2 separate regions of the Homo sapiens genome follow, and region 2 is linked to region 1. The links are chromatin loops, found by intact Hi-C in ENCODE. Cell type or tissue: MCF 10A. All regions are shown on one strand. Each heading gives the region's core, and the rest is flanking DNA. Links, peaks and the distances in the headings are about the cores only.

The links. Hi-C counts contacts between places; a loop is a spot of excess contacts. Peaks named below come from ENCODE experiments on the same cell type or tissue, not always from the same donor. Only the 100,000 strongest peaks of a DNase experiment are listed, where the experiment ranks them.
Region 2: a loop joins it to region 1, with 6 times the contacts of the local background. A loop is called at or near these places in 3 of 110 quality-filtered maps.

Annotation. Positions count from the first base shown.
Region 1 is chr2:187,490,554-187,507,668 of GRCh38, forward strand. It overlaps TFPI (tissue factor pathway inhibitor), which reads right to left. Exons shown (of 8, transcript NM_006287.6): 2 at 13,095-13,217; 3 at 6,328-6,525. The coding sequence starts at 13,215. CALCRL-AS1 (CALCRL and TFPI antisense RNA 1) reads left to right here. Exons shown (of 6, transcript NR_187179.1): 3 at 8,953-9,052. Among named protein-coding and RNA genes, the nearest start is that of CALCRL, 51 kb to the left of the region's middle. In MCF 10A, for the core only: CTCF peaks have their summits at 9,583 (motif pointing right) and 10,514 (motif pointing right); DNase peaks (open chromatin) are centred at 9,608 and 10,518.
Region 2 is chr2:188,373,089-188,390,203 of GRCh38, forward strand. It overlaps GULP1 (GULP PTB domain containing engulfment adaptor 1), which reads left to right. Exons shown (of 12, transcript NM_016315.4): 2 at 10,675-10,801. Among named protein-coding and RNA genes, the nearest start is that of MIR561, 84 kb to the left of the region's middle. In MCF 10A, for the core only: no CTCF peak of the experiment used is centred there; a DNase peak (open chromatin) is centred at 8,723.

The DNA.
Region 1 (17,115 bases), core at 8,240-10,739:
TTACATATTATATCTTTTTCTATCCTTTCACTTTTAATCTCTCTGTCCTTATTTTTAAAGGGCCTTTCCTATAGACAACATGTAGTTAGTTCTTGATTTATTTTTGCATACAGAGTGATAATATCTACCTTTTAACTGGCGTGACTGGACCATTAAATTTTAATTTAATCTAATTATCATTAAAGTTGAGTATAAATATCACTAGCAATTTGATTTCTGTTTCTCATTTCTTCTTTGTTTCTGTTTCCCTCTGTTCATGTCTTCTTTAGAATTACTGTAATTGAATATTTTAATAATAATTTCATCTTCATTATGGGCCTATTTGTTATTTCTGCTTGTTTCATTTTTTTAATGGTTGCTTTAAGGATTATAATGTACTAATCCATTACAGTCTAGTGCCAAGTAATGTATGTCATTGTCACCTGTAGAAACCTCAGAACTTTACAACAATAATCTCATATTTTTCTCCTTCCTTCCTGTGTGCTTTAATTCTAAATCCTTTAATACTAATTGTACTGCTGCTCTACCAGGAATAAATTTCCCCAGATAATGCTGATTTGAAAAGCCCTTATTTTAAGAAGTAGATTACTGATTGGCACTTTTTTTCTCTTTCAGTTCTTTGTTTTTTCTTTTTAAAAATTTATTTCTTTTTTATTTTCATAGATTTAGGGGCTAGAAGTACGATTTTGTTATGTGGTTATATTGCATAGTGGTGAAGTGGATTTTAGTGTAACCATAACCCAAATAGTGTCCATTGTACCCATTAGATAGTTTCTCATTCCCCAGTTCCCTTTCATCCTCCCATCTTCCTGAGTGTCCATTGTCTATTATTCTACTATGCCCACATGTATGCACTATTTACCCCCCACTTATAAATTAGAACATGTGGTATTTGAATTTCTGTTTCTGAGTTATTTCACTTAAGATAATAGCCTCCAGTTCCATCCATGCTGCTATAAAAGACATGATTTTATTTTTAATGGCTGAGTAGTACTCCATGGAGTATATGTGTATATATAAATATCACATTTTATTTACCCAATCATCTGTTAATAGACACTTACGTTGATTTTATATCTTTGCTACTGTAAATAGTGCTGTGCTAAACATACAAGTACAGTTATCTTTCTGATATAATGATGTATTTGCTTTTGGGTAGACAGCCAGTAGTGGGATTGCTGGAACAAATGGTAGTTCTATTTTTTAGGTCTTTGGGAAATCTCCATACTGTTTTCCATACAGGTTATACTAATTTACATTTCCAGCAACAATTTATAAGCATTCTTTTTTCTCCTAATCTTCAACATCTGTTATTTTTTGACTTTTTAATAGTAGCCATTCTGACTGGTATAATATGGTATCTCATTGTGGTTTTAATTTGCATTTGTCTGATGATTAGTGATTTTCAGCATTTTTTCATATGCTTGTTGGTTGTGTATATGTTTCTTTTGAAAAATACCTTTTCATGTCCTTTGTCCATTTTTTAAATGGTTTGTTATTTTCTTGTTGAATTGTTTGAGTTACATGTACATTTTAGATATTAGTCTTTTGTCCAATACACAGTTTGCAAATATTTTTCTCATTCCTTAGGTTATCTGTTCACTCTGATACTTCTTTGGCTGTGCAGAACATTTTTAATTTAAGTTACTTGTGGATCAACTTCAATTTAACTCTCATTTGGCTATTTTTGTTTCTCTTGCATTTGCTTTTGAGGATTTAGTCATAAATTCTTTGCCTAGGTCAATATGTAGGAGGGTTTTTCCCAGATTTTCCTCTAGAATTATTATAGTTTCAGGTTTTACATTTAAGTCATTAATCTATTTTGAGTTCATTTTTGTATAAGGCAAGAGACATTATTCCAGTTTTATTCTTCTGCATATGATTATCCAATTTCTCAACACCATTTATTGAATAGAGTGCCCATTCACCACTGTGTGTTTTTGTTGATTTTGTCAAAGAACAGTTGGCTGTAAATAAGTGTTACAACCAGGAGGGAGGCTGTACCCTGCAAAGTCACAAGGGCAGAGCTGCCCAAGACCATGGGAGCCCACCTCTTGCATCAGCGTGACCTGGATATGAGACATGGAGTCAAAGGAGATCATTTTGGAGCTTTAGGATTTGACTGCCCTGCTGGATTTTGGACTTCCATGGGGCCTGTAGACCCTTTGTTTTGGCCAGTTTCTCCCATTTGGAACAGCTGTATTTACCCAATGCCTGTACCCCCATTGTATCTAGGAAGTAACTAACTTGCTTTTGATTTTACAAGCTCCTAGGCAGAAGGGACTTGCCTTGTCTCAGATGAGACATTGGACTGTGGACTTCTGAGTTAATGCTGAAATGAGTTAAGAATTTGGGGGACTATTGGGAAGGCATGATCAGTTTTGAAATGTGCAAGTGCATGGTGCAAGCTGTCAATGGATCTACCATTCTGTGGCCTGGAGTATGGTGGCTTTCTTCTCACAGCTCCACTAGGCAGTGCCCCAGTAGGGAATCTGTGTCGGGGGTCTGACTCTACATTTCCCTTCTGCACTGCTCTAGCAGAGGTTCTCCATGAGAGCCCCACCCATGCAGCAAACTTTTATCTGCGCATCCAGGCATTTCCATACATCTTCTGAAATCTAGATGTAGGTTCCCAAACCTCAATTCTTGACTTCGGTATACTCTCAGGCTCAATACCATGTGGAAGTTGCCAAGGCTCGAGGCTTGCACCCTCTGAAGCTCTGGCCCTAGCTCTACGTTGACCCCTTTCAATCATGGCTGGAGTGGCTGGGACACAGGGCACGAAGTCCCTAGACTGCACACAGCATGAGGACCCTGGGCCGGGTCCAGGAAACCACTTTTTCCTCCTAAGCCTCCAGGCCTGTGATGGGAAGAGCTGGCACAAATGTCTCACATGCCCTAGAGATATTTTCCCCATTTTCCTGGTGATTAACATTCAGATCCTTGTTACTTATGCAAATTTCTGCAGCTGGCTTGAATTTTTCCTCAGAGAATGTAATTTTCTTTTCACTTGCATTGTCAAGCTGCAAATTTTCCATACTTTTATGCTCTGTTTCTCTTTTGAAACTGAATGCCTTTAACAGCACCTAAACCCCCCTTGAATGCTTTGGTGCTTAGAAATTTATTCTGTCAATTACTCTACATCATTTCTTCAAGTTCAACATTCCACGAATCTCTAGGGCAGGGGCAAAATGCTGCCAGTCTCTTTGCTAAAACATAATGAGAGTCAGCTTTGCTCAACTTCCCAAAAAGTTCCTCATCTCTATCTGAGACCACCTCAGGCTGGACCTTATCGTTCATATCACTATCAGCATTTTTGTCAAAGCCTTTCAACAAGTCTCTTGGAAGTTCCAAACTTTCCAACATTTTCCTGTCTTCTTCTGAGCCCTCCAAACTGTTGCAACCTCTGCCTGTTACCCAGTTCCAAAGTCACTTCCACATTTTCAGGTATCTTTCCAGCAACACCCCATTCTACTGGTACCAATTTACTGTGAGCAAGTCACATCTTACATGGATAGCGGCAGGCAAAGAGAGAGCTTATGCAGAGAAACTCCTGTTTGTTAAAACCATAAGATCATGTGAGACCCATTCACTACCACGATAATAGCATGGGAAAGACCACCTTCCCCCCCGCCCCATCCCCCATGATTCAATCATTTCCCACCAGTCCCTCCCACAACATATGGGAATTATGGGAGCTACAAGATGATATTTGGGTAGGGACACAGAGTGAAACCATATAACACACATTGTTAGAAAAACCACAACCACTTCTGCTTTCTAATCTCTAATAGCCATCTCCTCTTTTCAGAGAGACCACCATGCTGTACTTGGGTTTCTTTCATGTAATGGTGGTTCTGAATGCCTTCACACAGGAAGCAGGGGAGACTGCAGGGCTCATCTTATGTATTTACCTTCTCCCAGAGGTCACAATCCTGCACTGCCTTTTGTTCAATGCTTGCAAACAGTAGTTTTTTACATTTTGTCCAGTTTTATAGTTCTTTATGTTGGGGAGAGAAAGTCTTGTTCTATTTATCCATCATGGCTGCCGATTAAATTCTCTCCTTAGGTGCGTTTTTAAAAGTCTAGCCATATTTTTTCCATATACCAGTTATATCCTTATCAGTAGTCTGCTGTATAAAACACTCAGACATTCATACAATAATTGCAAGTGACTTTTCTTTTTTTTTCATGGAGTCTTCCTCTGTTGCACAGCTAGAGTGCAGTGGTGCAATCTTGGCTCACTGCAACGTCTGGCTCCTGGTTTTAAGCAATTCTCCTGTCTCAGCCTCCTGAGTAGCTGGGACTACAGGCACATGCCACCATACCCAGCTAATTTTTGTATTTTTAGTAGGGACGGAGTTTCACCATATTGGTGAGGCTGGTCTAAAATTCCTGACCTTAGGTGATCCACCCACCTCAGCCTCCCAAAGTGCTGGGATTACAGGTGTGAGCCACTGCACCCAGCCTCAAGTGAATTTTGATAGATAATGAGGAGATGGGGGTAAGAGAGTTACATTTACATGCTAGCCAGAAATGATATTTTAAATGATGATAAGCAAGGCTATCACTGATGAGCAAAATGATTACATTTCCCTAACCTTTAAAGAAAAGAGTAAGTTTTGCACAATGATAAACCATAAGACTTGAACTATACACATATATAAAAAGAACAGGTATATATTTCAGGAAAGAGGCCAGTTGATGAAAATAAATAGCCTGCTAAATGAAAGAGTGGGGATTACAAAGAATGAGGCAACCAGGCTTCTAGCCAAGGTACTGACAACTAAGAATGATTTTCAACTCAACACAAAAGGATACTTGGCCCAATATGTATGGAAGAAAATGGGGTATAGAAATCTGTGATGAATGGGAAAAGACCAAGCAATCACAAAAACCAAAAGCACCACTGAGGACCACTGAGCTGCCTAAACTGTGTTAGTAACATTCCTAGGGCATCTATGGAGAGGAAACAGAGAAATCAGTGCTGTGAGGTTAAAGAAATATATTCGTGTCTATTCTCTTCTTTCAGCTTGGGAGCATACAACTAAACATCTTACAGAGCCACAGAGGAGAGAAGTTCACTCTTTTCACCACATGGAAGTTTTCCCACAGGCCAAGAGCACCATGATGCCAAGGCTGTTTAGTAAAAGCTATTTAGAAAGCAGTAACAGAGTGAGAATGCAGAGCTGCCTGATTTGCAAAAAACAAGACATCTAGTGTTACTAACCAGAGATATCATTTCTGTATCACCTCAATTGTATCCAACCAGCTCTACGAACATGCTATGGTAGAATATTGGTCTAGAAACTAGGGAAATAAAAGCAACTCAACTTATTCTATCCCTTGAGTAACTTACAATTTGGAAGAATAGCCTGACATTAAAAAAAAAACATTCAAAATTTTGGTCAGTAATTATTTGTAATTTATCTTAGTGAGAAGATATAAAATCCCATACAATAAAGTAATTAGCAAAATTTGCAAAAATGTTAAATTTTAGTAGGATTAATGCAGAGTAAAAGTTTAATATAATATGACGTACTTTTGAAATTTATAACTTAGTAATATTAATATAAAACATTGGGTTTAGTAAAGTCCACAAGGGTCATCAGGGATGATTTTTCTTTTCTATGGTATTCTATTTTTATTTCCTGTAGTATTTTAAGGTTCCAATAATAAAAAAATCTTAAATTTCATATATAGTTCTACTATTTTATGCAGCTTACAATTTTGTAATTAAGAGCCATAGAGCTTCAATTTCCAGATTCATGATCTTGAGAGAGTATAGCGATGAGACCATTGTGTTGACAAAGGAAAGACTAAGTCAATGTGACTAACAGTTTTTCTTCTGCCAACTGAGATTACAAGTCTGGGAGGCCGAATTACACCCACTTTATTTTAAAAATACTTCACAATTCTTTGAACATGAGTTGAGGTTTTTTTCTTCTGTCTTTATTATGGATAAGAGTATAAGACAATAAATGGGGCCTCATATTTTATAATTCACTGATATGAAGAAAATGAAAAATGATAGTTGAACATGCAAGTTGACCGTACCTAAAATTTGATAATTTGCTTTAAAATGTCTCTCGGGCATATAGAGAGTTTCTGGTACCTATAAATGTGGGTATTTCATGGTACAATTCAGAATTATCATTTTCCTTAAATGTTTTTAGGATTCCCTGAAAGTCTAAAAATGTGGAAATAAAAGATTCCTTGGAAATATTAAAACAGCATGAAATTACTTTTCTCCCTAAATTATCAAATCCATAATTAGACTCAATAGCCCTAAAGGGTCTTGAGTAATAAGGGTTCCCAGAAACCTACCTCTTGTACACATTTTTTTGCACTCTTCCAGACTTTCAAATCGATTCTGATTTCCTTCACATCCCCCATATATAAATTCTTCGCACTGTCGAGTGAAAATATTGAAGAAAAATCTTTTCATGATTGCTTTACATGGGCCATCATCCGCCTTGAATGCACAAAATGAATGCATAAGTTTCAGTGGTGGCAACTCCGTATCTATAAAGTAAAAATAAAAGATATAACATGTAATCTCCATCAACACTGTAATAATGTTCTTTATTTCCTTTTTAATATGTCCTGATTTTAAGGAAAAGTACAATAAAACATACTAAGAAACTATAAAAAGTTATTCAGTTATCAAAATGGTAGATAAAGTTAATAAATTCACCAAATGAAACACAACTTCTAGACTCTTGTTAGGGAGGTATTGCTTAAATCGTACCAACCGAACTGGGAGGGAATTGAGTAGTAGTTGTAAGGCAACTTCATTCAAGTGGATGTGTCCACAATAGACCTCTTTTAACTCAGCTAATGGACAGTTCTTTGAATTTCTCTCCCTAACCCACACTTGTGTCACTTTTTACACATAAAACAACCCTTTAAAAGCAACAGCATATTCACATTCACATATATATATACACACACATATGTATATAACACTATATTAAACCATTTTCCCTAATTATAAAAATTTATGTGTTTGATGTTCTGAAAAATATACTTCATGGTGCTTTTTATTTTAACTTACCATACCATGCTTGGGTTTTAATAATGTTGAAATAATGTAAATAATGCTTTCTATGTTTTAAATAGAATGAGGCAATTCTTTTGACTTCACGTTATATATTTTTTCTTTAAATATTTAACTCCTAATTTTCATAACAGAATTTTCTATCCTGGGAATGGACATAGAAATAGGGGAAACTCAACTAGATTTTTTAAACATTTTATTTTTTTCAAGTCCAATAAAATTAATAGAAGCCTAATGTTAAGTAAAGTCTATTTGTTTACCAGTAAAGATAGACACTGAAAATTGTGGGTGGTGCAACCAAAAGAATAATGACAAAAATGCCATATAATACTTCTTGAATATTTTCTGCATATTGAGTCTATGTATTTTCTATGTCTTTGGCAATTGATTTATTAATCTCTTATGGGGAATATTGAAACCTATAAATGACCGAAACCAATTTTGCCTCTAGAGGGCAGCAGTATTATATTGAATTAAACAGATGAGTATAAATATCTTGAAAAAAAGTGTTTTCATGCATTCTAAAATAGTTTACTTTGAACAACAACAAAAAAAGAATGAGACTTTAATATTTTCACATAAAATATTTTTAAAGCATAAAATACAGGATAAGTTTTTGGAGTATGATTGTCTCAAAAGAAATCAGTTTTAAATTTCCTGTAATTTCAAAATGTGAATTTTTTGAAACAGAAAATATGTGTGTAATAAAAGTTAAATTAGATAATTTTATTAATTGCACTCCACCCATAATATATTATTATTCTAATAATCAATTTTGAATTAATAGCAAGTATTAGTCTTATTTTAGTAATGTTAAAACTTTTTGTAACAAAATGATTGAAATGATATTGTTAATTTTTTATATGAGTCATAAAATTGTAAGTAGCCTTTACAATCTTGGAAGGATTAAAGATACAGCTTTCTATACATAAGTTGGCATTTTCATGCTGTTTGATTCATGTGACACTAATTATTTTTGAACACGTAAATTTTATCTCAACTACTAACACTGCTTTCAATTTTTAAAAATACTAGTTAAATTTACATAATACCATCTCATTATTTTGATCTATTTGATAAGTTAATTGATTATTTTTTTCAATTGAAATAAATTGAGCTGACAGAACTGATAGAAGAGTATGTTTTTCAGGTCCAGAATTTGTTAACTTAGAATAACATATGACAGAGAATTATTATGATACGGGGATAGTTTCAGCACCAAACACAATTGTCATAAAATAGCTAATTAGCAAGTAAGAATGTTGATCAAATCTTTAACTAAAGTTGAGTTTTATGCACATATGCATTTGTGTGTCTTCAAATTTTTCTGGAGTTATATTCAATTGACAAAATATAATGTTTGTGTTTACCAACATGATTTTTAAAATAATTTTAAACCAATAACAGTGTCACTAAATCCAATAAATATCTATAGTATATATACAAATAATTGTATCAAAGTGAGTTAAGAAATATTGGTGAACATTGACAAGTTTAAATGTCATTTCTTTTTTTTTTCAAATCCTTTATCTAACATTTCATGTTGATGAACATATCTAAAATACGATAATTTGCTTTAGAAGGTCTCTCAGGCATATAGAGAGTTTCTGGTACCTATAAATATGAGCACTTCATGGTAAAATTTTCCATTTTTCTTAAATTAGATACACAAGTACTTTTTAATAGAAATTCATAACAAATATAATTGAGGATTGCTAAAAATACTTTCTAAAAATCGAAAAATGTATGAACCAAAATGACTTGTTAAAACACATTTTCTCTATCACTGAAGTTATAATTGTCAGTTTTAAAAATCATTGAATTTTTTTTTCTGAGTGGCACATTTATGAATAATTGTAAATGCTGTTTATATCTTTTTGTCTTTACTTAAGGATTTTAGAATGCCAAGCTGACATTTTGAGTTTTTATGAGAAACCAGAAAATTTGGTGTGAAGACCCTAAGTGGTGTGTCTGACTTACAGCAGGCCCACAGTAAGTATCATCAAATTACGTATCGTGAGTTTCTGAACTCTAGACATGTTTGTTTTGAAACCAATAAAAATGTGACCTATCAGCTCCTTAAATATGGGACCCCAGAATTCACATAACAAAGCAGGAATAAAAATATTCTGGCATTTTTAATTTTACAGCTATATACCATTATCTCAAATTGCTGTAGAAATTCTCATATAATGTGATGTTATTCATTCCCAAGTTAACATGACTTTAGAACTTTAGAGACAAGTTATTGAGGTAGTGTTTCAGATAGAAAACTTGAATAAAGATCTGTATCTGCAGAACACAGGGAACTTTACCTAATACCTGCATTGCCATGTATATTCAGAAAAATCATTTTTCATAAATCAATAATTTTATCAGATACTAATTGATGATTTTTCTACTTTTTATTCTTAATATATTTGATAGTATTTATTATCAAGCTAAATCTTTTTTCCATTTTCTGCATTAAAGATATAATCACCTCTAGTTCAATCTGCTATTGAGTAATTTTGCCAGCAGGTGGTGGCAGTGCACCACAAAGGCAAAAGCTGATAAACTCGCTGTAGTAGTTGTACCTAGCAACAATAGCTAATGTTGCTCACTGAGTAATTACAATACCCTTGACATTTTTGTAATTGTACCCTTTAATGATCATAACCACCTACTGAGTTAGGCATTATTATCTTCATTTTATAAATTATAAAATAGCTTTCAGAAATTAAGTAAATAACTTAAATTCATACCATAAATGATGGGTTTAAAATTGATCCTCATATGGTTTTACAACAGCTATCTCACACATTCTTAATAACTACATGATATTGTCACAGACATGTGACTGAGATTCCTAAAGTAGCATTTGGATCAAGCATACGGTTTTAATTATATAATTTCCACTCAATCAACAACATTTTTTTTCAAACATTCACCTTTATGAAACTAAAAATGGTTTCAATAATGGAAGTAGGTGATAATTTTATAGAAATTTTCTAGGAGAAACACTAAGTATTAACTTTTATGAATTATATTTTGTTAATTATTAGGTGATTATTTGTCTTTATTCACACTTTAATGTATTTCTTATAGAAATCCTGTATTAGAATATTCTTTGTGCAGTGATCTTGCAGCCCACACCTAAGCACAGCATCCCTGGACTCAAGCAATGGCCAGGTGTGCTGTGTGACCCACAGTGCCATGCCACTTCACCCAAAAGGGATGGAAATCTGCCTCGGTTTTCATTTCTTATTTTGAATAAACCCTTTTGAATGTTAATAATTGGGTATTGACCATGCGTCAAGCACTGTGCTGTCACTACAGATATGACAGTAAATTAGATGACAGCAACCCCTCGTTCATGGAGCATATAGACACTAAGGACTTACATAAACATTCAGAAAGTCCTGGGTGCTGTGCGAGTGAACAGTAGGATACCTAAATTAGCCTGAAGGGGTCAGCGATAACTTTCCTGAGACTTGAAATTGAGACTTGAAGGAAATGTTTACAGAGGTAATAATTATCTGCCAGCGGCCATGAGAAAGCAAAACACATAGAGGGCAATCTAAAAGGAATTTAATCTGATCCAGTCATATAAATAGAATTATGGTTTATATTGAATCATTTGCCTTTGATGTCATGAATTTTATGTCTCATAGTCTAAAGGTTACAATCCTGCCTTCCCCTTCCCTCCCCCCGCCCCATGTCCTGGGATGTTGGATAGAAGCTTACTATAATATTTGCTGCCTGAAAACATATCATGCCCTTGACTGTAAGAATACTCATCCTCTTGGAACTTATTTGCAAATCTAGGGCTTTCAGGTAACTTACCATCTAAGAATCCACATGCTGCTAGACTCTAATTAAAGGATTTTATTTTATTTTATTTTATTTTCTGGCAGGGAAGAACAAACACATGTACCTTTTGCCTTCTCTGTGTCAGAAAATGTGCCAGATGCTTTTCCACTTTTTATATAAAAATCATAGGAAATTAGTTATTTACATTATTCATTTACAGCTTAGGACACTGGTAGTCAGAAAGTTTAACTTATTCAGTCTCACAAAGGTACTAGGTGGCAAACTACACCTGCAAACTCAGGTCTGTCTGATTCTAAATCCTACAAAAGATACTTGCCTTTCACTAAATGTTCACTCTTAATTTTCTCTCTCCTAGCCCAATGGAATTGTTTTAAAAAGCTTATCACTACTCTTTTTATTATCATTTTTGCCTTATCTAGACGTTAATTCTAGATTATCCTCCCTGCTGATTTGACTGTTAAAAAAATCATCTACTATTTGCTTGTGAGAGAAGCAATAAAATTTGATGTATTTTTCTATTAATAAGAGTACCTTATTTCAATTAAATAATATACTTCTATAAAATGATGTTATGATCTTAGCATCATGTGATAAATTGTATCTCCTAAATAGAATTTTTTCAGATGTGAGATAAGGTTATTATAAAAATTAATTTTAAACAAAAACAAAATAAAACTAGATAAAACTGCAACTAGTTGGTGAAGAGGTCTTTAAGTCTAGCTTAAATATCAAAATTCTTTGTTACCACCTAGGTTTGGAAGCTACCTTATAGTAATTTTAAATTCTGGCTTAATTACTGATAACTTAATTCTGGATTATTGATTGACAGTGGCAGCAGCCACAATTTCAGGAACTTCCTGGTTAACCAATATTCATTTTCTCAGTCCAGTTGAGGAAAATTGGACTGGGACAAATACAGGGAACACTTGGATCTATTTGCTTCTCACTTCCCACAAGTGAGATTGCCTGTTTTTTCCCTGTTAAGACTTATTTTATCCTCCACCTTCCTTGTTTCTGTAACCTCCAGAATGTTAGAATTTTAACCCACCACCTTTTGAGAAAAAAGCCGAATGAGGGATTGAAACTCATAATGTTCAAATTCTTATTTTCAAAAAGGTACATTAGGGTTTTTACTAAATAATGCTTCATCTCTAGGAAATTTTTATAACATGACTTCCCCTTGTGGAGCCCTCAGAGAGCCAAGCTTGATTGAATCTCCTTCCTCTTCCCATCAACAGCAGCACTCTCCATGCTTCTGTCACTTTGTGTACTACTTTATACGGAAATAAACTGTCCACCCTTCACACTCCCCTAGGAAACAGTGAGATTCTTGAGCACCTCATCTCAGCCATACCTGTTTCTCTAGCACCTTCCACAGATTCAGGCCCAGAAGATGTATTTATTCAAACTTTATTAAAGTACACTGAACACAGTCATTTTAAAAAGCTATTAAAGCTATCAAATAAGAATGCATTTATGGAAATCTTTTTTACATCTTAAACCACTATACAAAAATAAGCTATCATTTTGTTAATATTCTCTCATTAATACCAATGCTTGAGATTTCTGTCAACAATTTACTAATTTGCCACAAAATGTTACTTTAAGAAAGGTATATATCCACAATAACCATCACCATACAGTCTTCTCCTTGCTCTATTTTTTATTGTTAATATTCTCATTTTTAGACACAGAGTTTTATGGGATTAGATCTAACTTATATTACTAGATCCTTTGGTGTCCTGGTTGACTAGATTTTTATATTAGTCTCAACTGGGAAGTTTTGATTTTGGAAATATGGGGAAGAAAGAGAGAATAGCTGAAACCTCAGATGTCTGAAGTTCCCTTTCCTCCTCACACTTTTCCTAGCCAAAGGGTAGCATCAAATGTCATAGGGAGTTGTTTTTACAACATTTTGCTCCTTGCAATAGCCCGGAGCTACTCCAGTGTTTAATATTGTATGCTGAAAAAAAAGAGAGAAGTGTTTCAGCTAAAGTTACTTGGTTTCGGACTGTTTAAAACACACATGTGCATGTACACACACACACACACACACACACACACACACACACACATACATTAGGTATAATAAATTTCCAAAGAAAAATATCACTTCAATAACAACTAATTTCCCTCCACAATGGAAAACTATGGTAGATTTTTTAGATTAAAATTGAGAGCTTTAACTAGCTTAAAAAGATAATTGCTTCTAATATTTTACCTGTGATAATTGTGTGTTCTTCATCTTCCTCAGAATCAGCATTAAGAGGGGCAGGGGCAAGATTAAGCAGCAGGCATACAGAAGCCCAAAGTGCATGTACTTTCTTCATTGTGTAAATCATCTCTGAAATACAGAACCCATACATATCTAATAAATAAAGTGTTAATATGCACTCATTTACAGACTAGTAAACATCATATGTGTACCTCATATGCAAATTTCTATGCCATTTTATGTGTATACACATACATTTCTCTGTGCATACTCAATGAGTCATACTTAAAATGTATATGTAGTATTCAGAATTATGGGCAAACACATTCAGTGCATATATTTATTAATATTCAAGCAAACAGGTCATATTTCAACTTTGAAAATATAAATAAAAAGGACAGTAATTGAGAGACATGGGTAAACGCTGATCAATATGGCGAAGTATGTATTAAAGTCCATTTCCATGTGCAATTTTACTTTCCACATCTTTCGCACAGCTATTCTTTCTCAGTCAGAACCAATAATTATTTAGGCATTTTTCTATTATTTCTTTAATGCAACTTTTAATTCCTGATTTATCTTTCCCTCTGCTCTAGTTCTTCTTTTAAAAAGGAAACACATTTTCAGAATTTTCATCTTTGTTTCCTTTAAAAAATACATTATTTACATCAATTTCCTAACCAGGTTTTCTGTGAGATAGCAGACAGCCAAAACAGAGGACAAAAGAAGTGTCTGACATTCGAGTTAGTCCTCTTTCCCAGTTCATTATTCCGCAGTTTAGGGAGTTATCTGATTCAAAAAGTTTCACAGAAAAGTGACTCTAAGTGATAAGCCATCACTCTTACACTCTAAAGGAATCAGATTTCAATAGGAGAGTGAGACTTTTCCTGTTTCAACGTTGTTTAAAGATCTATCGCCAAAAAGGAAAAAAAAAAAAAAGAAAAGAAAGAAGTAAGTCACCTTTATTTTTTTAAAGACGACTTCTTCTTTGGATTTAAAGGTGGAAGGAAAAGTGTAATGATCATGCAACACAGAAAAATAAAAGAAGAGAACACTTGCTTCCTTCCTGTTCTCAGCCACCAGTGCCCTTCCAGTCAGGAAGGAAAGCGAGATCTTATCAGCAAACATTCACAAATGCAGGGACAGATACTCCATCAAAAACAATCTAGAGAATTATCTGGTTTTGTCTGTAGCAGATCACAGCTGCAATATACACCATTGTGGGTAGCCATATAATAATTAAGTAATAAATGTTATTATGCTTTAAGTTTCATTAAAATCACTAGTGAGATACATAACCTTTTTTTCTCACAACACTTTGCAAGTGTTAACATACATTTGATTTTTAGTCAGTAGAGATCTCATATATCTTGTAAATCATACCATAAACCATTTGAATTCACAAATATATATATATATTTATATAGATACATGATTTTGAAGAATCTTGAAACTAAACTTCTAATCCTTATCGCATTTTTGAACACGTTTTTCAGAGATTCATTTATTTCCATTTGATTCTTTGAAATATACTATCCTGCTATACTTTGAGTATAAAATACAGAGTGTACTCTGCATCACACAGTTCAGGAAGCAGGCTGAGGTTGGGGGCCTGCTGAAGCCCTTGAGAGAGAGGGCTCTAAATTCAGCAAGTTCCTGTCTTAAAAAATGGCAGCCTAGGGTATTGCCTAAACTTAGTACTTTAGACTTTCGTTGGGTGCTAGGATTAGAAACCAGCTCTGACAAATTTGGATCATCAGTTTATTTATTCTAGAATATGTGGAACAATCTGAGATGACAAGGGCAGGCTTGCATTAGTTCTCAGAAACAGCTAGAGCTGGTGAGCTGAGCACCACCAGGTATTTCTCATTGTGGCTACACTCCTTAGACAGCTTTATTTTCTCTCAGTGTGACCCAATCTTCTCTGCATAGCATGATGCATGAACAATGAACTGTCCTGGGTTTTAAACCTTAAGAGTTTTTCAATCAAAATAGTGTGACTACTTCTCTTTATGGTCCAGGCTTAAATAGCTTGAGACTAGCTCTGATAGTTTTAGCATGAAACAAGGGACACCTTTTGGACCAATCCATTTGAGTTGGGAATTGTAGGAGACCATCATAGATTTGGTGGACCCAAAACCAGTCTGGGGTCAGGAATAAGAAAATGTAATAGCATGGCAAATATTAATGGAACCATATGGTTTGGGTGGTGGAAACGGACAAGTGTAACTCCCAGAAGGAGGAAATTGTTGCTTTCAGAAGGGAAGGGTGTTAGACAGATAAATGACTATATGACTATATGACTATATACCACAGCAAGCCATAGCTAAATAGTAGCGTATGTAATTTTTTTTTTAAAAAAAAGAAAAGCAAAAGGCAAATAAAGTACATGAATTGCAGGAGGAATCAAATATCTAAATTTTTACTCAAAAATGCTGTCTGGTTCTGGGTGATAACAGATTTAATGTAGGGATGAATCCATGCACCAACTTCTATATACCATGCAAAATCTTTTTCCTTTTGGAAAAATCCAGCTTTCTTAAAATTAGAAAACAGAGATTTATAAAACACCATTTGCAGATCTCCTCCCCCCATAGTTCAGCAGAGAATTTGCTGTAAACATCTGCTTGATAAGCCCATAATCCTGGCTTTCTAATAGAAACATCTTCTTTTAAAAAAATTGACCCCATTATTTAAAATAGTTTTAGATTTAAAAAAAAATAGAGAAGAATGTACAGAGACTTCTCATACACCTCACACCCAGTTTCCCTATTAACATGTTACGTTAGTATGGTGCACTTATCGTTAATATACCAAAATTGATACATTGTTACTAACTAAAGTCCATATGTTAATCAAATATCCTTATCTTTTCCCCAGCACGTTTCTGTTCTAGCAACCCATCCAGAATACCAAATTGCTCTAGTTGTCATCTCTCCTTAAGTTCCCTTGGCTGTGACAGTTTCTCAGATTTTTCTTATTTTTGATGATCTTGACAGTTTTGAATAATACTGGTCAGGTATTTTGCAGGGTATCCCCTTAATAGAATTTATCTGATGTTTTTACTCATAATTAGACCAGGGTTATGGGGTTTGGGAAAGAAGATAACAGAGTTAAAGTGCCATTTTTGTCACATTATGACAAGGATACATACTACCAACATAATTTATGACTGCTGATATTGATCTTAAACACCTGACTGGGGTAATGATTGTTAGATTTCTCCACTATGAAGTTACTTTCTACCCCTACCTTTCCATACTGTTTATTTATTTATTTTTTTATACTTTAAGTTCTGGGATATATGTGCAGAACATGCAGGTTTGTTACATAGGTATGCACATGGCATGTTGGTTTGCTGCACCCATCAACCCATCATCTACATTAGGTATTTCTCCTAATGCTATCCCTCCCCTAGCCTCCCACCCCCTGACAGACCCCGGTATGTGATGTTCCCTTCCCTGTGTCCATGTGTTATCATTGCTCAACTTCCACTTATGAGTGAGAACATGTGGTGTTTGGTTTTCTGTTCCTGTGTTAGTTTGCTGAGAATGATGGTTTCCAGCTTCATCCATGTCTCTGCAAAGGACATGAACACATCCTTTTTTATGTCTGCATAGTATTCCATGGTGTATATGTGCCACATTTTCTTTATACAGTCTATCATTGATAGGCATTTGGGTGGGTTCCAAGTCTTTTCCATTGTGAATAGTGCCGTGACAAACGTGTGAAAGCGTCTTTATGTAGAATGATTTATACTGGGTCAAACGGTATTTCTGGTTCTAGATCCTTGAGGAATTGCCACACCACCTTCCACAATGGTTGAACTAATTTACACTCCCAACAACAGTATAAAAGAGTTTTTATTTCTCCAGCATCTGTTATTTCCTGACTTTTTAATGATCACCATTCTAACTGACCAGTGATGATGGGCTTTTTTTCATATGTTTGTTGGCTGAGTAAATGTCTTCTTTTGAGAAGTGCCTGTTAATATCCTTCGTCCACTTTTTGATGGGATTGTTTTTTT
Region 2 (17,115 bases), core at 7,426-9,925, 880 kb after region 1:
TATATATATATTTATAATGCATGGCCTCTTTCTTAAGTAGTCATAGTTTACTGAATTCTGTTTGAAGTGGGAACTAAGCTCTAACAGAGGAAACATGGAGAAGAACATTCTAGAGAGGAATCAAGTACCTTCAGTACTAATCAGATTTAAATAGTATAATACAGTTGAACTAATTTAAGAGAAAAGTAGCCTAATACTTTCTGAGGGAGCAATGAAGAAAAATGAGCTTAATAAGATAAACTTTTATTTATTTAATAGTTGATATTTAGAGATACATTTTTGGTTCTTTATATTTTGGTTCTTTATGATATTTTGTGATGCTGTCCTGTATACCAGCATCCAGTTTTCAATACTGAAATTGTAGACCCAGGCATCTGATATATCTTAAGTTTCTTATAAAATAAGGTTGGATTTACTTTTCCAGTTCCATAAACATTGATAGTTCAAGTGTCTATAGTTTTTTTATTTTTTTTGACAGGCCACTGAGATATCACATAGTAGATGTCGAATCCTTAGGCAGTGAAAAGGTATCAAAGCAGATAATTACTCTAGAAACTTATTTGACCAGTTATTAAGACACAAATGATTTACTTAGCTATTGTCTTTGGGAAGAGCTTCAAAGACATAAGAAAATACCTTATTAGAGTAGAATTGAATTGGAATAATACTATTAAGCTTCCAGTGATTTCTTCATTTGCTTGCGGTGTAAAATATGTTATTAATTCATTTGGAATGAAGAGAGATCATTTGGTCTTTGTGTAATTATTAAATTAGGAAGTGCTCAATATCACCTGTAACATATCACATTTATGAAATTGTTCATATCTCTTCTAAATCTGTTTATTTACAGTTTTAAAAATTGGTCTCCTCTACTATCTTCAAAAGAAGTGAAGATGTAATTAATAGAATATCACAACCTAAATTTGATGAAAAACTATGTGACATCATTTCTTAAGCAAACATAAAAATTTTAAAGTATATAAACATACTTGAAGTATATATAATTCTTAAAATCTACTGAAGGCTCATCTGAAATTCCATGTCCCTTTTTTGCTTCTAACAATAACAAATGTCTTTAAAACACCAAAAGAGTATCTGTATCATTTTATAGAAAACTTTTATTTCCTTCAAAGAATCAATCATTTTGGTTCATTATTATTTGCTAATATTAGCTCAATTTGGGAGAAGCCATAGAAAAATTCAGTAAAATGCATAGTATACATTAGTAAATAATACATACATTCAAGAGTAATTATTTTGTTGTACTTGGCAGACAACCAATTAAAACTCAGTTAAGCCAAAGAATATGCATTGGTTACTATAGTAGAAAGTTCTAGAGTGGTCCTTCAGGCCTGACTGAATCCAGGCAGTTAGATATTTATTTCTCTCTCATAGCTTTGTTATCCACTGAATTATATTTTAAGGCAAGAAACATGAGGTCAAAATAGCCACCAGGTTTTCAGTCCTCCAGTTCGTTAATTCAAGTTGAAAGGGATTGTTTCTTTGTAGTTTTTTAAAAAGGGTGCTGATTGTATTTTCTTTATTTTAACTTATTCCACATTCCCACTCATAAGTGAATAATTACTATTAGGATCATGGTACTGCCATTGACCAGTCCTGGAACTACAGCTAGGGTCACCCTTAGCCAAACATAACTACCAGGAAAGAGGAAAAAAAAAAAAAGTCTGCAAAGGAAATTCAGGGTGCTATTACCAGAATATTTTGGTGGAGGGGAGGGTGTTGGGTGGTGACAGGAAAGCATAGTGTATGTATAAACAAGTTAAATGCAGGGTGCAGGGTGAAATGCACACTGTTATGTGAAAATGCTACTGAGCAAAAGAGCAACAGTTTAAATGGTAAAATAACATTTGGTATTAGAATAACATAAAGAACAATCACAAAACATTGATATTGAAAATGTTCGATTGCTGAAGAAGGGCCTTCAGGCATAACCAATCATCATATAAAATATTGGTGATGTCTGCATCTCTGAGACTGTTTCCTCATCTGTGAAACAATTATTATTATATGGCTAACAGCAGACAAATTTGTATATGTTTTTGTGCTTGATTATATTGGTACAGAAGGTATTCCAGATTTTACCGAGCAGTGTATGTATAATTTGAGTGAAATTATATCCAATTATGGTGATACTACAATTAATGTAGAATACAGACAAGTATTAGTAAAGCTCCCGACCGCTGCATCCTGCAACTGTGGGAAATTGGAAGACTGAATAATAGCTCACTGAAATTTGCCTTTAAATATATTGCACACTCTATGGATATTAACATGAACAAAATTAAACTCCACAGGACTGGAAAAATTAAACTAATGACTTTTTATGTAATCCAAGTTAATGAATGCTTTCTGGCCCAACTTTTCGTTAGGAAATCAACCACAGTTTCCTGATTTCCTTCATTCCAGCAGCTTCCATTGTGTGACTGTTTACAAAAGTGCTTAATAAGAACTCTTAATGAAGACTTGCTCTCTTTTCATTAATACTGAAATGTATTTACATAGTTTTACAGCTTTTAGGAGTAACAGGTAGTCTTAAAAATTAATAGTGGCTTTTAGAATAGATGTTGTATAAATATTTTCTTTAATCATCTGAATATTTCTAATGTATTAAAATACTATAGTAAAGAATAGAGAATCACAATTTCATCTTCTAAATGAAAGAAGGAAGGCAGGGGCTTAAAATATGGGGAATATTTGGAAAAAATTCTGTTTCTATTGATCTTGGTGCTGAAATCCATATTCGCAGGGTTTTACAGATATGTTCACTCCCCTGTATCCTCAGGGGATTGATTCCAGGGCCACCAGCAGATACCAAAATCTGTGCATACTCAAGTAAGGCTGCAGTAGCCATGCGGAACCCGTATATATGAAAAGCCAGCCCTCCATATCCACGTTTTACATTCTGTGAATACCAGTACTTTCCATTTGAGTTTGATTTCAGATGCAAACCCTGTGGGTATGGAGGGCCAAGTGTATTTATTAAAAAAAAAATCTACCTGGAGGTGGACCGACCCATGCAGTCCAACCTGTGTTGTTTAAGGGTTAACTGTATTCCTAGTGTTAAATGATAAACTAAATGCAAAGATGATTAATCCCCAAAATTAAATGTAATTAAATCTATAAAACACACTAGACAAATACAATTTTAATCATTAATTAAATACACTTTTAAAAACACCTGTGATAATGACTTACTTGCTTTAATGCCTTTGTATCAATTCATAGCTAAGGTCTTAACGTAAGATTTAGCAATTTAAATTACGTTATTTTATGGACAAAATATATAATAATGACATTAAGGGAAAATAAACTGTAAGGCAACCTTTCCTAATCTAATGATGGAATTGAGTGAACAGTTGGTTACCTGTAAGAAGAGCAACCAAGTTAAAAGAATAAAACGTTCAAAGGCCATAAGCCATAAGGTTTTTATGAAAACCTCAGAAAACCTCATTGAAATGCCATGAAATTAAAAAGCACACCAAAAGGAAAATAAAAGTTATAAAATAAGCATTCAATAAACATATAAACTTATACTTCACTTGCAGTTAAAGAAGTACACATTTTAGAAAAAGGGATAAAATTTGCCAAATTGTCAAAGATTAAAAAGATAATTGCTGGGAAGTGTGGTTTAAATTCAGCATTGTCATATGCTATTGGTGGAAGTCTATGTTGACATATCTTTCCAGAAAATAACCTGATGATGTGCATTAAAATACTAAAAAGATCAAATACTTTTTGACAGGAATTTCACTTTTATGAAGCCACAAGAAATAAATAATTTGGGCCGGGCGCAGTGGCTCATGCCTGTAATCCCAGCACTTTTGGAAGTTGAGGCTGACAGATCATGAGGTCAGGATTTCGAGACCAGCCTGCCCAACATAGTGAAAGCCCATCTCTACTAAAAATACAAAAATTAGCTGGGCGTGGTGGCACATGCCTGTAGTCCCAGCTACTTGGGAGGCTGAGGCAGGAGAATTGCTTGAACCTGGGAGGCGGAGGTTGTGGTGAGCCGAGATTGCACCACTGCACTCCATCCTGGGCAACAGAGCGAGACTCCATCTCAAAAAAAAAAAAAGAAAGAATTTGAGATGAGCACAACAAATATTTATGTACAAAGATATGTACTATGGTTTTATTTACAGTGTGAAAGATATGGAACTTTTAAACACACCAACGGAAATAATAATTACTGTATATTGCTGAGTTTTTATGTGTCGGGCTATATGATTAGTGCTGTGTATAGATTATCTCATTTATGTCTAAGTTCACATTAATATGCAGTTAGCATTTATTTCTAAATTTACCTACCACTATGTTTATAATAGACAAGATTTTTCTCAGTGGAACTCACCTTTCATCACGTGTGGAAGCTGTATGACTTAGGAGAATTGGCCATATTTGTATCTCCAGGAATACTGCCTGATTGTCTTAAGCCAGTCAGTGATTCTGCACCCCTACCAATTGGTTAGCAATGTGCTTATCACTTCATTGGCTCAGATAAGAATGAATACCCAAACTTTCGATTAGGGATTGAGCTAGAAATTATCTTCTCCCCTTAGTTCTTAGTTATGTAAATGGCACAATAAAAATCGAGAATAGGAAATTTATCAATAAGAAAAAATTGTGCAGAAAGCTAACTGGGCAAAAGCTAATGCTACGTAAAAGAAATGCAAATCAAAAACAATATATACGCCAATTTTCCTATTGTAATTCAATTTTCCTATTGAATTAAAATAAATTTTTAAAACCCTGATATATATGAACAGTATAGGAAGATTGGGGTGAGGTTTGCATACTTTTTCACTTCTCTGGGAGTGTAATTTGCCCTATTTTCCAGACAAAGTATTGTAATTATATACAGACTTTGATCCGGTAATTTCCATTCTCCCTTGTCTCAATAGTCAGATGTTTAAGCAGTGATTTATATAACAGATAAAATATATACATAGAATATATCATTCAATACTTTAAGTGTTTCACAAACTTTGTAATCGTTTATTTCTCAAAGCAACAGTGTGTTAGATTATATGGATGAGGAGACTAAGGCATATCCTGTCAAGGCAACATAGTTTTGGAATCAGGCTTATAACACTTTCCAGGCCAGCTACAGTCATTTTAGTCACTACGCTACTTTGCTTCAATTCTACTCATCACAGTGTCTCTATATAGAAAAAAAAAAAAAAAAGAAAAAATCTTAAATGTGGAACATTACAATGGGCAAAAAAAATTATAAGGTGGCATGTTACGCCAATAGTATTTATTTGAAGACTTATTTAATGATATAAGAATATGATTGCACTGTAGGTGACAAAAGGTAGGAAATGAAATTGTACGTTGTCTTTGTATTGCTATAAAGGAATACCTGAGGCTAGGTAATTTATAAAGAAAAGACGTTTATTTGGCTCATGGTTCTGCAAGCTATATACGACACATGGTGCCACCATCTGCTTCTGGTGAGGACTTTAGGCTGTTTAAACTCGTGGCAGAAATTGAAGTGGAGCCTGCATGAGCAGAGATGGTATGGCAAGAGAAGAGGCAAAAGAGAGAGGGGAGGGAGGTGCCAGGCTCTTTTTAACAAACAGCTCTTACAAGGGACTAACAGAGCAAGAACTCACTCATTACCACCAGGATGGCACCAAGCCATTCATGAGGGATCTGCCCCCATGACCCAAATACCTCTCACTAAGTCCCACGTTTAACATTGGGGATCACATTTCAACATGAGGTTTGGAGGGTGAAATAGCTGAATTATTGCATATGTATAGTACAATTTCAGTTTTAGAAAAAGACTGGGTAGAAGGTGTCTAAATATTATCTTTTAGTTTATCTTAATATAGATGATTTTTATTTTCCTTTATAATTTTCTAATTTTCTAAGTGTTTTGTTCATACACACACTCACACTATATATACTGAAAAATATAATAACCAAACGTTTCAAGGAAAGTGACTTGTGTTTTCCACTAATTTCAGCAAAAAGAGTGAATGACTTGATAATTTTTCTCCTACTTTTTCTAATCAGAAAAATTTCCTGCCCTTGAGAGCTTCAAAGCACTGCAGAAAGTTTAACAGCACATGCAATGGAAAGCATGGATTGAATTTGATTTTAAATTGATAAATTTAAAATTCTTATGTGTTCTGAAGAGTTTGTCATGTCTCATCCGCTATCGCTTTTTTCATTACCATACTGAAAGCTGAGGGTATGGAACTCAGAATGCATTTGGAAGAATAAAAGGTGATATGAATTCTTGGTCTTATCTGATTTCCTGGAATAGAAAAACCCAGGATTAAAGCTATCTTTGTCTGGTTCTATTCCTATATAAATTAAATTATAAAGATCTTTTCAGTTTTACATCTTATAAATATGAATGCTTTGAGTCTATTTTGCATTAGCATCTAACAAATATACACACATTTCCAAGAAGTAATTTGCTTGTCTCATCCCCTCCCTTTCATGTCTCTTCAGAGCCGCCTTGGCAATATGATCTTCCTAAATACATATCTAAAACACGTATCTTACTGTACTGCTTCCCTGTTTAATCATACTTCCATCACCTTTAGGGTAAAATACAAATGTTATAACATGGCAGTCAGGAGCCTTCCTGATGTAGCCTCATCTTATTACTAAAGTTTTATACAAAAGAGTTTCCTATAAATATTCTATTTTAAAATAAAATATTCTAACTAATAGCCTATCCTTGAAGATGGCGTGTTCGTTCTTATTCCTGTGCCCTTGCTTATGGTGTTTCCTTTGCCATCCGTGGCTTTCCCCACCATCCTCACTGGACAGCTTCTGTGAACTGAAGGTTAATGAGTCTTATCTCTTTGAGGAAGACTTTTCTGCAGCACCTAGCCTTGCCTTGAACATAGTCCTTATCACACTGATGCATGCAAAGGAGTATACAGACTTATTTTCCTCTCACTAGTAACTAAACAATTGGGCATTCAATAGCTGTCCAGTGAATATTGGTTTAATGAAGAAAATTACTTTTCTAATTTTATTTTCCTTAGAGTGTAGGGGTATAGGTATGACTATTTGCATGTCATTTCCTTAGTGAGATGACTAGAATACATAGGAAGTGATTGCTCCAAGCTACTTAGGACAATCATCCTAATATCACCTTCTTTGTACCTTTTGCTTGGAACATGGGGTGAAAACATTTGAGAAGGTGTCTTAAAGGCATACTAAGGCATGTGTACTTTGTGCATTGGTGATGTGGCCAAATTACTTGTTAGAGAAATTACGACTGGCTAGGGATGGATAGGTGGGGAGTGTAAACTGGGAGGGAAAACAAACTGGAGATTGTTGTATTAAGCAGAATTGAATTTATTTAACTGCATGTAGGTGGTAAGGGAAAAAAGAGTGATTAATCATGCCAGATTTCAGGTGTGAGCAATCAGTGGGGATTGAACGTTTACTTACTTAAAGTCACAGGACAAACAAGAAAAAAATAGAAAAGAAAATCAGGGCCAAGATCTTATTTTATATATTTTGAATTTAGGAGCTTATAGAGGATAAGAAAGAAATATCCAGGAAAACTCCTAAAACATTTTGCAAATTAGATTAAATACTGTTAAATTATTGGACTTAGGTAAAAAAGAGAATAATGATTTTGAAAATATTTTAAGATCATGATAATGGTGGTCTGTATTTCATATGATGACAAGTAGAAATACAAGTTGGCCTGACTTCTCTGTTTTGCTTGGTTTATTGCATATAGAATATTTAAGATTTACCTGTTACATTAACAAATTGAAGCATTTTGTCATATTGCAGCATTAATAATGTTTTTCTTAAATGGTACTGTTGGGGATAAAGGAAGTTTTAGTAAAGAAATAGTTGGTTTCATTTAATTTCATATACGTCTTCAAATTGTGTGAAAATATATAATAAATGGTGGCAAAACAGTATCAAATTGAGCATATTATGTTCATACTAAAATTTTAAGAAGCATTTGAATTGGAAATCAGGATTTTATATTTTAAAATAAAAATATGTTCAAAAGAGCAGCCCCTAAGCCAGTCTGAGTTTTGCAAGAATATTCAAAGTGCTCTTTCTATGAAAAATCTAATCATATCAGACATAGAATAATAGATCCCATTTGGAAAATATGTCATTTCCTGCAAGAAGAAAGGCAGAAGTAGGCATAAGTTAGTTCTTATTTTTTGATATGTGTATTTTTGTGCTCTTCTTTATTCTGTCACATTGCATAAAATATTCTAGTTTGAAAAGTATTTCCTGCAGTATGACTGGGTTTCAGTCAACGTAAGATAAAAATAAAGGCTACGGGGATGTTAAATTGAATTGACCATTTCAAGGATAATATTTTCTTTTATTAAATTTTGGAATTAGATCAATTGAAGAGTTTTATTAACAATTATTTATCTTGATTAAATTGAATTGACCATTTTAAGGAAAATATTTTCTTTTATAAAATTTGGAATGAAATGTATTGAATAGTTTTGATAACAATTATTTATCTCGAATTATTTCTCTCTAATTTCTGTTCATAAGATCAATAGTTGTCAAAAGAAAAATGGAAAAACTATATCATCCTAAAAAAGAACTAATTTTGTTCTTCCTTTTCTCTCCTCTCATTTAAGACCAACAAACAAGAAAAACATGATCTGATAAAAGACTGTGGAAATTATGACATGGTTTTATAGTTTACCTTTTAACTATGTGTCATGCTTGAAATTTCCTGTCCAGGATAAACACATCTATTTTTAGAGCTGGAAGTATGTGATGATACAACCCTTACATTTTACAGCAAGGTGAAATGAATTGTGTCATTCATACATGCTAAGATCCAGTGAATGCTAAGAAAATAACATACGATTTAATAAATAATAGTGTTACTGAGTAAGCAAACATTATTTTTCACTAAAATTATAAAATATAAATATATGGCCTTAAAATATACTGTGCTAATATTTTAATTCAAAATTTAAAATTGTTGCTTTTTGTAGTAGATGCTGTTGATGATCAGCCTATAACCTCTCTTTTAGTGCTGTAGTTCAGACTGGCAAAATTTCTAATGCTTATCCTGCATTTCTCTACCTAAGGGATTCTTTGGCCACAAGAGACCACTTTGCCAACCAAATAGGCTGAAAGTTCCAGGGAATTAATGCCCCTGGGAGCAACCCTCAGCTAATGACTAATGAGGATTGGTGTATAAATATGCTAGCTCTCATTCTTACAGTGAGATATATCTGAGGGGTGTATTTCACAGTGGATGTCTGATTTTCCCCAGCCAGATTAAGCTGCAGTTGCCAGTAGTGTTACAGGCCTGATAATGATCTCTGTGTTGGTAGGAGGTCTTCCACTCCGGGTCTCACTTCTTTCTTTTCATCCCTGCTAATATTTCCTGGGATCATCTCCCAAATAAACTTCTCGCATTGAAGTTATTATTACCTCAGTGTTTGCCTCTGGGGCAACCTAAACTGAGATTCTTTCTTTCTCTCTAAAGTCATGTTAGAATATGAAAAAGAAGCTGGGCGCGGTAGCTCACACCTGTAATCCACCCAGCACTTTGGGAGGCCAAAGCGGGCAGATCACCTGAGGTCAGGGGTTCGAGACCAGTCTGGCCAACATGGCGAAACCCCCTCTCTACTAAAAATACAAAAATTAGCCGGGCATGATGCCACACAGTTGTATTCCCAGCTACTCGGGAGGCTGAGACAGAAGAAAACAAATACATTGAACAAATAGGTCAATAGGCTTCTGAAGAATATTGTGGCTAAGCTGGAAAACGATGGCTTTCAAAGTATTCAGATGGCTTAGATTGAAACACAGAGGAAGAGATAAAATAATATTTGAGATCTATCTAAGAAAGTCAAAAATATAGATATGGCATCATCAATGTCTGTATCAAGGGGTTTGTATCAAAGTTATGACGGGAAGCAGGGCACAAGACTTAGATATGTTTCTCCATTCTTCCCCCTCCCTCAAAAAGATCAGGTCTTTTTAGTGTTTTGGCAAAAGATACTATGCTGTGAATTCTGGTACTATTTGAACTTATGTCAGCGGTACATTCGAAATAATATAATTAAAGGAAGACATAATTTGTGCTGTTGTGTCTACCCAGAAAGAATTTTTGTTTTGTTTGTTGGAATAAAAATAGAAAAGTCTTAACCAATTAACATATCTCTTCTAGTTATAGCATGATTATGAATAGAAGGATAAGCTATCTAAATGCCTTGCCGTAAGAGTCAAAGTAGAATGAAAATGAAAGTAAATCAGTGCCTTCTAAAATTCAGTTTCACCTTCTTAATCATCATGAACAGGGTATGTGCTTGGTTAGTCCAAATAAATCATATGTGAAAGAGATAGTTGGGGCTACTTCTTGTTCAAGGGGGAAAGGCATATATTGTTAAAGAACTATCACCAGGCTTTAATAGTAACATATCTGTGAGTTAAAACATTTAACACATCATCTACAAATCTTGCTATTTTCCATTACCTAGGTATCAGTAATAATGTTTTCCAAATATTTACATATTTTATCATTATTTCCCTATTATTTGGTAACTTTCTTGAACATTTGCAAGAAGCATAATTGGAATTTTAAAAGATATGCTGGACTTCTAAATTAAAATAAACAGAAATGTAATTATTGATTAATTCTAAGTCCAATTATATTTTTCTTTTTAGTTATTTATGATTCCATCTGATATACATAGGAGAGAAACTGATAGAAGAATTCTGATGGCAACTGTATGATAGAAGCTATATAAAGTCAAGTGTCCATTTTCTTTCAACTATATTTGAGCATACCCAGGTAAGAATAAATGATTGTTTATACATTTTCCATTATTTCCAAAAAGGACTTGAAATTATAAAAATGCTTTTATTATGTGTTGAATGTTTAAAAATATAGTCTTTTGTTGTAAAAAATAGTAAAATTCATAAAAGTAAAATAAAATTAAAAGCACTGATGAGCCTTTTTTCTGAAAATAACTTCTGTCATCATTTTGTTCTATATAATTTTATTTTTGTTTTGTTGGATTTTTCCTTTAAGCAAAGTTACAATGATAGTATTATATTTAGTTGATTTTCATGCAACTGATAAAGACATACTCATGACTGGGAAATTTACAAGAGAAAGACGTTTAATGGACTTACAGTTCTACATGGCTGGGGAGGTCTCATAATCATGGAGGAAGGTGAAAGGCACGTCTCACACAGCAGCAGGCAAGAGAAGAGAGCTTGTGCAGGGAAACGCCTGTTTTTAAAACCATCAGATTTTGTGAGACCCACTCACTATCATGAGAACAGCACAGGAAAGACTCGCCCCCATGATTCAATCACCTCCCACCAGGTTCCTGCCACAACATGTGGGAATTGTGGGAGGTACAAATCAAGATAAGATTTGGTTGGGGACACAGCCAAACCTTATCATTCCATCCCTGGCCCCTCTCAAATCTCATGTCCTCACATTTCAAAACCAAACATGCCTTCCCAACAATCCCCCAAAGTCTTAACTCATTTCAGCGTCAACTCAAAAGTCCACAATCCAGAGTCTCATTAGAGACAAGGCAGGTCCTTTCTGCCTATGAGCTTGTAAAATCAAAAGCAAGTTAGTTACTTCCTAGATAAAATAGGGTACAGGAATTGGGTAGATACAGCCATTCCAAATGGGAGAAATTGGCCAATGCAAAGGGGCTACAGGCCCCACGCTGTTCCAAAATCCAGTGGGGCAGTCAAATCTTAAAGCTCCAAAATGATCTCCTTTGATGCTATGTCTCACATCCAGATCACGCTGATGTAAGAGGTGAGTTCCCATGGTCTTGGGCAGCTGCGCCTCTGTGGCTTTGCAGGGTATAGCTGCCCTCCTGGCTGCTTTCATGGGCTGACATTGAGTGTCTGAGTCTTTTCCAGGTGCAGGGTGCAAGTTGTTGGTGGATCTACCATTCTAGGGTCTGGAGGATGGTGGCCCTCTTCTCACAGCTCCACTAAGTGGTGCCCCAGTAGGGACTCTGTGTGGGGGCTCTGACCCCACATTTGCCTTCCACACTGCCCTAGGAGAGGTTCTCCATGAGGACCCTACTCCTGCAGCAAACTTCTGCCTGGACATCCAGGCATTTCCATACATCTTCTGAAATCTAGGCAGAGGTTCCCAAACCTCAATTCTTGACTTCTGGGCATCCACAGGCTCAATACCATGTGGAAGCTGCCAAGACTTGGGGCTTGCACCCTCTAAAGCAACAGCCAAGCCATGCCTTGGCCACTTTTAGTCATGGCTGGAGCAGCTGGGATGCAGGCCCATCAAGTCCCTAGACTTCGTAAAGCAGAGGGACCCTGGGCCAGGAAATCATTTTTTCCTCCTAAACCTCCGGGGTTGCCATGAAGACCTCTGGCATGCCCTGGAGACATTTTTCCCCATTATCTTGATGATTAACATTTGGCTCCTTGTTACTTATGCAAATTTATGCAGCTAGCTTGAATTTCTCCTCAGAAAACGGGATTTTCTTTTCTATTGCATTGTCAGACTGCAAATTTTCTGAACTTGTATGCTCTGCTTCCCTTATAAAACTGAATGTCTTTAACAGCACCCAAGTCACATCTTGAATGCTTTGCTGCTTAGACATTCCTTCCTCCAGATACCCGAAATCACCTCTCTCAAGTTCAAAGTTCCACAAATCTCTAGGGCAGGAGCAAAATGCCGCCAGTCTCTTTCCTAAAACATAACAAGAGTCACCTTGGCTCCAGTTCCCAACAAGTTCCTCATCTCTGTCTGAGACCACCTCAGCCTGGATGTCATTGTCCATATCATTATCAGCATTTTGGTCAAAGCCATTCAACAAGTCTTTAGGGAGTTCCAAACTTTCCCACATTCTCCTGTGTTCTTCTGAGCCCTCCAAACTGTTTCAGCCTCTGCCTGTTAACCAGTTCCTAAGTTGCTTCTACATCTTTAGGTATCTTTTCAGCAGCATCCAACTCCTGGTACCAATTTACTGTATGAGTCTGTTTTCACACTGCTGATGACGACATACCCAAGACTGGGCAATCTACAAAAGAAAGCAGTTTAATGGACTTACAGTTCCATGTGGCTGGGGAGACCTCACAACCATGGAAGAAGGTGAAAGGCACATCTCACACAGCAGCAGACAAGAGAAGAGGGCTTGTGTAGGAAAACTCCCATTTTTAAAACCATCAGATCTTGTGATGGTTTTAAACCCACTCACTATCATGAGAACAGCGTAGGAAAGACCCACCTCCATGGTTCAATCACCTTCCACAAGGTTTCTCCCATGATGTGTGGGAATTGTGGGAATTACAATTCAAGGTGAAATTTGGGTGGGGATACAGCCAAACCATATCAATTATATATATACTTTGTTGATTTTCTTTATTATTGTGTAACAAATTTGTTTTCTTCTGTTCTTTGAGAATATGAATTAGTGTTTTGTATTTTCTATTATATCTGTTAATATATAATATGTTTTAAAATATTTTTATTTTGTATTTATTATTCAGTCAATATTCTTATAGATAAATTGATATGTACATCACTTGGTTTGCATTAGTAGCATTACTAGAATTGGTATCACTGGCTCAATGACTGTGATCTTTTAAAGGCTTTTTATTGTTATTGCTGAGTTTACCGGTAGAAGGTAGTAACAAGTTAAAGTTTTCATTAGCCAGTTTTGAAAATATTGAATCACTGATTAGTGTTTTCTCATTCAAATAATTTTCCTAATGAAACCCAGTTTAAGTTGAAAAAAATGAAAATTAAATTAAAATTTTAAATTTTGGTTGCAGGCAGTAGCAATTTCTTTCTCACATCTATTCAGCAATATATTCCCTTACATAACTAAGCCTAGAGGAAAAGTGAATGTTATATGGCCGAGTGTGGTGGCTCATGCCTGTAATCCTGCACTTTGGGAGGCCAAGTCGGTGGATTAACTGAGGTCAGGAGGTCAAGACCAGCCTGGCCAACATGATGAAACCCCGTCTCTACTAAAAATACAAAAATTATCTGGGTGTGGTGGCAAGTGCCTGTAATCCCAGTTACTTGAGAGGCTGAGGCAGGAGATCCCCTTGAACCCAGGAAGCAGAGTTTGCAGTGAGCCGAGGTTGCACCACTGCACTCCAGCCTGGGCAATAAGAGTGAGACTCCATCTAAAAAAAAAAATAAAGAAAAGTGTATATTATATATGTATAATCTTCCACATTGTTTAAAAATACACCATTTAGAAATAATATCAAGTATACATTTATCTAATTAATATTTATTGAAAACTTATACTTATCAAGCACTGTGATTAGCAATGGCAGTGAGGATGGTAAACATTAGAGAAGGGAAGGCACATAAATAGTTCCTTGTCACCTCTAACTTTCAATAAAATATGGCAAGATAAGAAATACGTTTTGGTTTCTTATGTTTAAGTAGGCTGTATTAAGTGACAAGAAAGAAGTAAAATAATAGGGCAGTTTGTAATGGTAACACTTTCAGCTTGGGAATTGAGGAACACTTTCACAAACAAAAGACCACTTGAGTTGTGCTTTTTAAGGTAGAGAGGAACACTGACAGGCAAACATTTAAATGGAGAGTCAACTTGGAGCAAAGGTACTGGGCTGGCAAACCATAGGGATGGGATGTTCAGGAAATTGGAAAGAGAGATTAGATATAGCAGAGTAGTTGGAAGTGTGTTCTGTGATTTGGATTCTTATAACTAGGCATTTGTGTCTCATTATTATATGGAGAGGAACAATTGCAGGGGAGCCAGATGAACCATGCTATCCTTTAAGAAGTTTTTTTTTTAAATTTTTTTGTTATTATTATACTTTAAGTTTTAGGGTACATGTGCACAATGTGCAGGTTAGTTACATATGTATACATGTGCCATGCTGGTGTGCTGCACCCGTTAACTCGTCATTTAGCATTAGGTATATCTCCTAATGCTATCCCTCCCGCCTCCCCCCACCCCACAACAGTCCCCAGAGTGTGATGTTCCCCTTCCTGTGTCCCTGTGTTCTCATTGTTCAATTCCCATCTATGAGTGAGAACATGCGGTGTTTGGTTTTTTTGTCCTTGCGATAGTTTACTGAGAATGATGATTTCCAATTTCATCCATGTCCCTACAAAGCCACATTTTCTTAATCCAGTCTATCCCTTTAAGAAGTTTAATCTAGGCCAACTGCATTGGCTCATGCCTGTAATTCCAGCACTTTGGGAGACTGAGGCAGGTGGATCGCTTGAGGACAGGAGTTCAAGACCATCCTGGAAAACATAGTGAGAGCCCATCTCTACCAAAAAAAAAAAAAAAAAGTAGAAAAACTTAGCCAGACAGGATGGTGTATACTTGTAGTCCCAGCTCCTTGAGAGGCTGAAGTGGGAGGATCACTTGAGTCCAGGAGGTGAAGGTCACAGTGAGACGTGATCACACCACTGCCCTCCAGCCTGGGTGACAGACCAAAACTCTGTCTCAAAAAATCAAAAAAAACAAAAAACAAAAAGAAGTTTAATTTAAAAGTGATATGTGTGTTAGACTAATGAAGAGAGAGCAGCTCAAAGGAAGGCAGATTAGTTTGCAGGCTTTTCCTTACATTTTGATCACTATTTGCTGAACCCTTGCCGCTCGCCAGGCACTAAGCTAGGAACTGTAGGAAAATAAAACGATGAAGACATAATCTCTACCCTTGAGGAGTTTATAATGTAGCAGATGTACCTGTATGACAAACAAATGAATAGAATACACCATGAAAGCACAAGAGAATCATGTTTAAGTAAAGACTAGTGAGTAATAATTATGTTGGCATGCAGATACTGAGTTACCAGTAGCCTAGGTTTCCCCAAAAACATTAAGTCTGATCAAGGTTGCCCAAGAGGCAATGTTTCTAAATTTTTAAATAATTCAGGAAGAAACAATAGAAGCTTTGTCTAGGGCGAAAAAAATGTAAATAAAAAAGAAAGTGTGGTAGATGAGACTTGGTAGTAGTAGAAGCAGTTAAGCGGGGATTAAAGAAACAGGCCTTTTGTTTAGGCAAGAGGGGCATGTTGATGACAGGCACAGAAATGGGGAAAACAGAGTAAAAGCGGGTTTTGTTATTGTTGGTAAAATTTGTTTGGCTTTGAACACTGAAGAATTTTCTCTCCTGCTTCACTTTCCTGTGTTCAAACCTTTGCTAGAGCACTCATAACATTTTAAAATTTCATTGCAATTCCTTATTGAGAATTGAGGAATATTATTGAGGATTAATTAAGGATTCATTTATTTATTACTAAAAATTATTTCCATCCTTTAAAAATAAAAGTATAATAGAGTAATTTACACCAAACAAAACAAAAATATAAATAAAAGACCTGATTTCATTCATTACCACAATGTATATAATTTAGCCTTACACTTTCCAGCAGTCACAAAAATGGATATATGTTCTTTCTCTAAAAGCTGAGATAAATGTATTATGAGTCTTAGTGTAATGGATAGGAAAAGTGTCCTTACCTCCTAGAGGTACCTTATATATTAAATTGTTAAAAAATAAAGGGAATTAATTCTTTAAAAAAATTTCAGTAGGTCTTGGGGTATCAGCGGTTTTTAGTTACATGGATAAATTGTACAGTGGTGAAGTCTGAGATTTTTGCACACTTGTCACCTGAGTAGTGTGCATTGTACCCAATATGTAGTTTTTTATTCCTCACCCAGTTCCCACCCTCCCCATTCTGGATGTAGCTATCCAGAGTCTCCAAAGTCTCTTATACCACTCTGTATGCCTTTGCATACCCATAGCTTAGCCAAGCGAGAACATGTGGGATTTGTTTCTTTTATTCCTGAGTTATTTCACTTGGAATAATGGCCTTGAGCTCCATCCAAGTTGCTGCAAAAGACATTATTTCATCCTTTTTTTTTTTTAAATGGCTGAGTAGCATTTCATGGTGTACATATAGCACGTTTTCTTTACTCATTGGTCCATGGGCACTTAAGTTGCTTCCATATCTTTGCCTTTGTGAATTGTGCTGCAAAAAACATACGCATGCAGGTGTCTTTTTGTTATGACTTCTTCTACTTTGGGTAGATACCCAGTAGTGGAATGGCTGGATCAAATGTTAGATCTACTTTTAGTTCCTTAAGAAATGTTCATGCTGTA